Regions from separate parts of the Homo sapiens genome. Here region 2 is linked to region 1. A link is an interaction called in ENCODE POLR2A ChIA-PET data of the cell type or tissue named here. Cell type or tissue: GM12878. All regions are shown on one strand. Each heading gives the region's core, and the rest is flanking DNA. Links, peaks and the distances in the headings are about the cores only. Region 1 overlaps AFG2A (AAA ATPase AFG2A). Region 2 overlaps AFG2A (AAA ATPase AFG2A).

Region 1 (2,808 bases), core at 166-2,665:
AGATTAAAGATAGGACACCAATCTTTTCTGGCTTATAAGGTTTCTGCTGAGAAATCTCCTGTTACTCTGACAGGTTTTCCTTTATCTTTCCTTTCAAGTTATCTGATGCTTTTGTCTCACTACTCTTAGAATTCCTTCATTCACATTGACGTTAGATAGCCTGATGAATATATGCCTTGCTGATGTCCATTTTGCAATGAATCTCCTAGGAGTTCTTTGAGCTTCTTGTATTTGGATGTCTAAGTCTCTAGCAAGACCAGGGAAGTTTCCCTCAATTATTCTCTCAGATAGGTTTTCTGAATGATTTGCTTTTCTTTTCTCTCAGGAACACTTATGATTCTTAGGTTTGGACGTTTTATATAATCTCATATTTCTTGGAGACTTTGTTCATTTCTTTTAATTCTTGTTTCATTATCTTTTTCTGATTTGGTTGATTCAAAAGCATTCTCTTCAAGCTCTGACATCCTTTCTTCTACTTGATCTAGTCTGTTTTTAAAACTTTGCATTGCATTTTGTAATTCCCAAAATATGTCTTCATTTTTAGAAGTTCTGGTTTTTCTTCAAAATATGTCTCTTTAGAAAACTTTCCATTCATATTCTAAATTGTTATTGTGATTTCTTTATGTTGGTTTTCAATTTTCTCTTGGATCTCATCGAGCAACTTAATAGTCAGCATTTTGAATTTTTTTATCTGGCATTTCAAAGATTTTGTTTTGGTTTGGATCTATTGCTGGGAGGTTAGTGAGATCTTTGGAGGGTGTTGTAGAACTGTGCTTTTTATATTGCAGAATTATTTTTCTGGTTCCTTATCATTTGGGTAGACTACTTTTTCTTACTATTTTTGAATTTATTTTTTATTCTACTGGGTTAAAAAAAATTCCCCTTGAGAATGTGACTTTAATGTTTGCGGTATAGTCACCTAGCTTAGGCTCTGAGTGCTTTCAGTGGCAAAGACTTTCCAAGTTCCTTGGTTATAAAACATCTTTGCACAGTGGCTTTCTCATATGCTGGTTGTAGTACCAGTGTGCTGGGTGTGTGAACAGGTTCACTGTCTCGTGGGGCTGGAATGGCAGAGGTCCCATGAAGCTTACATCATTCTCCGGTGGTGTGTACTTTTCAGTTTTTTTCCCATAATATTTTTCACTGAGTTGAACAGTTCAGCTTTTGGGCCAGTAGGAGGTACCCACAGGTAAAAACAGCTGCAGCTTAAGCAGATGGATATATGCAATACCCCAGTGGTGGACAGAAGTCCCAGCCTTGACAGAAGCAACTGGGGGAGCTCTCCTTGAAAGGCACTGAGGTCTTTGCAGGAGAAAGGGAGGGAGCCACCTCAGCTCCTCTTCCAGACCAGCACGAAAGCAATCTGCCTCCCTGTCACACTCATGTCGCAATGTTCTGGATATTCAGATCAGACGAGGCACTTCTGTGGATCTGCAGAAATGCTGACATTCATGTAGAGAGGGATTGTGAACCTACCCCAAAGTGCTCCAGAAAGGCCATCCATAGGTGCACCCAAGCCAAGCTCCTGTGGAGGAGTCCCAGCCACGTCTGCAGTGATAGGCAAAGGGTAGAAGTCCCCTTCTCCAGGTCCCTTCACGAGCACTGGGGCTGCCCAACTGCTGGGGTAGAATGACAGTCTTTCTACCACTTAGCCCAGCACTGCATCTGTGCCTCTGCTGAAAGAAACTTCCCACAAGCAGAAAGTTCTAGGACTCAAAGGCTGCACTCTAATTAATTTTGTCCCACAGGGTGCTCCCTTGATATGGTACCCTTTCCCTTCCCCTAGGAGTGACAGTCCCTTAGGGCAAGACTACTGTAAATACTGCTGCTTCTCTAGGTATAGCCACCCTGTGGGGGCTGCCACAATCCAGGCTGGTGCTGGGGAATGTCTACAAGGGATCCAGTGATGTGAAGATACAAGGGTTGAAGGATCCTGAGCAGAACAAAGTCCCACAACCTATGTGCACGAATATGGCAGCCGCTACTACAGCTCAGGCCTAGGGCAAGAGGGAAGGGACACTATGCAGACAAGGCAGTGCCCTCAAGAAGTCCCCAAATCGCAATCCACTCCTGTACTTGTGCTTACAAGGGCAGAGACACTCTGCCTGAGTTCAGATGCCAGCAGTCTGCCACAAGACCTAGAGATGCTGAGAGCACTCCCACCTACCCTTTCCAAAGATTACTGAGCCTCTGGGGGTTTGACCTCTGCCAGCTTCTTGTAAAATAAAGCACACTTTATTTTGTGGCTGTATCATAGATTCTCCCAGTGAACTCTGTGATAGGCTCTAGCACTCTCCCCTTAACACTCCATTTGGGCTATGATTATTCACCTATAACTTTGGTTCTTCCTTCTGAGGAGAATTGGTCACCCGTGTCTCTTATCAGCAAGCTGGAGAAGTTTTCTGATGCCACAGGCTGTGGACAGGTCTGCAGGATGTGCAGTGGCTTGGGCTCTGCTCTTAGCTTCAGAGGGGAGTGATGTTGCGTGGAGCTGAACTGAACTTCCTCTGGTCTCCCAAAAGCAAGTGCAAGCACCAGCTCTGATGAGGGTGGCAGGGGAGCGACATAAACTCTGTAAGATTTCTTTGGTTTTAAATAGCCCTAGTGTGGCTCAGTGAGTGAGAACTCACTGAATATAGTTCTCAGATGCCAGCTATGGAAGTAATGTGCTGGGCACATGAACAGTCTCACCATTAAGTTTTTATCTAATGTGTTTATCCTTAGGATGAGGCCAAGGACAAAGTACAACCATCAAAGAATCCCTTCCAAACCTATCTTTACCCATTAGTTAACCCCATCTAGACAGGA
Region 2 (2,808 bases), core at 296-2,795, 160 kb before region 1:
AACCAGTGTTCATTGATAGAAGAATGGACGAAGAAAACATGATGTGTGTACATATATATATATATATATGTGCATATATATTTGCATGTGTACACACACATCACATTTTCTTTATTCATTCTCTGTCAATGGACACAGGTTGTTTCCATAGCTTGGCTATTGTGAATAATGCTTCAATGAACATGGAAGTGAAGGCATCTCTTCCGCATCTCTTCCGCATAATGATTTCAATCCTTTTTTTTTTTTTTTTTTGAGACGGAGTCTCGCTCTGTCGCCCAGGCTGAAGTGCAGTGGTGCGATCTTGGCTCACTGCAAGCCCCGCCTCCTGGGTTCACGCCATTCTCCTGCCTCAGCCTCCCCGGTAGCTGGGACTACAGGCGCCCACCACCACGCCCGGCTAATTTTTTGTAGTTTTAGTAGAGACGGGGTTTCACCGTGTTAGCCAGGATGGTCTCGATCTCCTGACCTCATGATCCGCCCGCCTAGGCCTCCCAAAGTGCTGGGATTACAGGCGTGAGCCACTGCGCCCAGCCGATTTCAATCCTTTGTGTATACATTGCCAACCTAAATAGCAGGCAGAGAGGTTCTCCGAAGATAATGGGTTTGTTCGAGACTGCATAGAGGATTTGCAGTTCTGGGATATGCAGCCTATGGGGACCACAGGCATATCCAAAGAGGTTCAGGCAAGGGGATGCTTTTAAAGGTAAAGGAGAAAAGTAGTAGTTTATTTTGAAACAATGACAACATTGGTTACGGGGCTTATCACAGGAGCTGACACCAGTTCTTTAGTGGAAACTGTGTCAGGCAAGTGTTCTTGTGCATCTGGCTAGCTGTCCTTGTGACTCCTGTAACAATCTGCAGTTTAGAACGTTGTGGTTACAGGCATATGTGCCTAAGAGTCCTTCATACAGTGTCTGTTATAGTTCCTATCATAGGCGTGTGCGTGTGTGTGTGTGTGTGTGTGGCCTCCCTTTGTAAACTCCTAGCTTTATTTATATATATTTTTTGTTTGAGTTTGACACAGGTGACTTCATTTTGATTCTGATACCTTTTACAATACCCAGTAGTGGGATTGCTGAATCATATGGTCATTCTGTTTTTACTTCTTTGGGTAACCTAGACATTGTTTTCTTAAATGGCTATACTAATTTACAATATCACTTTATATTGTTTTCTTAAATGGCTTTACTAATTTACAGTGTCACTAACGGTGGATAAGGATTCCCTAGTTTTCACATCCTTGCCAAAACTTACTGTCTTTCATCTTTCTGATGGCCAGTCTGACAGATGTGAGGTGACATCTCATTGTGGTTTTAATTTGCATTTCTCATTATTAGAGATATTGAGCACTTGTATTTGTTGGACTTTTGTGTATCTTTTGAGAAATGTGTATTGAAGTTCTTTCCAGTTTTTAATAGGGTTATGTGTTCTCTTGATATTGAGTAGTTTGAGTTCCTTGTATATTTTAGATATTAGCTCTTTATTAGATGTATGATTTGCATATGTTTCTCCCAATCTGGGGTTTTTCTCTTCACTCTATTGTTTCTTTGGTGTGCAGAAGCTTTTTAGTTTAATGCAGTTCCATTGGTTTATTTTTGCTTTCATTGCCTGTGCTTTTGAGGTTATATCCAAGAAATCTCTGTCTGTGGAGCTTTTTCTCTTAGGTTTTCTTCTAGTAGTTTTATTTTCAGGTCTTCTGCTTAAGTCTTCAATTTATTTTGACTTGATTCATGTATAAGGGGTGAGAAAAGGGTCCATTTTTATTCTATATGTGGATATTCAGTTTGCTCGTCATCACTTATTGTAGAGACTGTCCTTTCCCCATTGTATGTTCTTGGCATCATCATCAAAAATCAATTGACTATAGACATGTGGATTTATTTCTGCTCTCTCTGTCCTATTCCATTCGTTGATGTGTCTGTTTTGATGCTAGGTATGGCTTTGCAGTATATTTTATAATCTGTTTGTGTGATGCTTCCAGCTTTGTTCTTTTTGGTCAAGATTATTTTGACTATTCTGGGCCTTTGTGATTCCATATGAATTTTAGGATTTTTTTTTTTTTTTTTGCAAAGGATCATAAGAAACTACTATGAACAATTATATGTCAACAAATCATGTAACCTAGAAAAATGGATAGAAACATTTAACATAACAAAACTGAATCAAGAGATTGGAAATCTGAACAGACCAATAATTAGTAAGGAGATTGACTCAGTAAGTAGAAGTCTGTCATCAGTGGAAAGCCCAGAACCACATGACTTTATGGCTGAATTCTACCACACGTTTAAAGAAGGGCTAATACTAATCCTCCTCAAACTCTTCTGAAAAATTGAAGAGGAGGGAATACCTCCAGACTCATTTTATGAGGCCAGAATCACCCTCTTACCAAAGCCAGACAAAGACATTACAAAACAAAACTATAGGCCAGTATTCCTGATGATCATTGATGTAAAAATTCTCAACAAAATACTAGCAAACCATAGTCAATAGTACATTATAAGGATCATTTACCAGTAGATCAAGTGGGATTTATTCCTGGAATGTAGATTGCTTCAACATAAGCAAATCAATAAATGTGACTTACCATATTAACAGAATGAAGGACAAAAACTACATGATCATTTCAATAGATGCAGAAAAAGCCTTTAACAACATTCAGCATCCTGTCATGATTAAAAATCTAACAAATTAGGTACAGAAGGAATGTTCCTCCACACAGTAGAGGCCATATATGGCAAGTCTGCAGCTAACAGCATACTCAATACTGAAGAGCTAAAGGCTTTTTTTCTAATATCATGAACAATACAA

What was found. Peaks named below come from ENCODE experiments on the same cell type or tissue, not always from the same donor. Only the 100,000 strongest peaks of a DNase experiment are listed, where the experiment ranks them.
Region 2: POLR2A ChIA-PET joins it to region 1 with 5 read pairs; 2 of 35 experiments call an interaction of 5 or more read pairs at or near these places.

Annotation. Positions count from the first base shown.
Region 1 is chr4:123,291,669-123,294,476 of GRCh38, forward strand. All of the region lies in intron 15 of AFG2A (AAA ATPase AFG2A), which reads left to right. Among named protein-coding and RNA genes, the nearest start is that of SPRY1, 100 kb to the right of the region's middle. In GM12878, for the core only: no CTCF peak of the experiment used is centred there; no DNase peak of the experiment used is centred there.
Region 2 is chr4:123,132,547-123,135,354 of GRCh38, forward strand. All of the region lies in intron 14 of AFG2A (AAA ATPase AFG2A), which reads left to right. Among named protein-coding and RNA genes, the nearest start is that of AFG2A, 210 kb to the left of the region's middle. In GM12878, for the core only: no CTCF peak of the experiment used is centred there; a DNase peak (open chromatin) is centred at 1,282.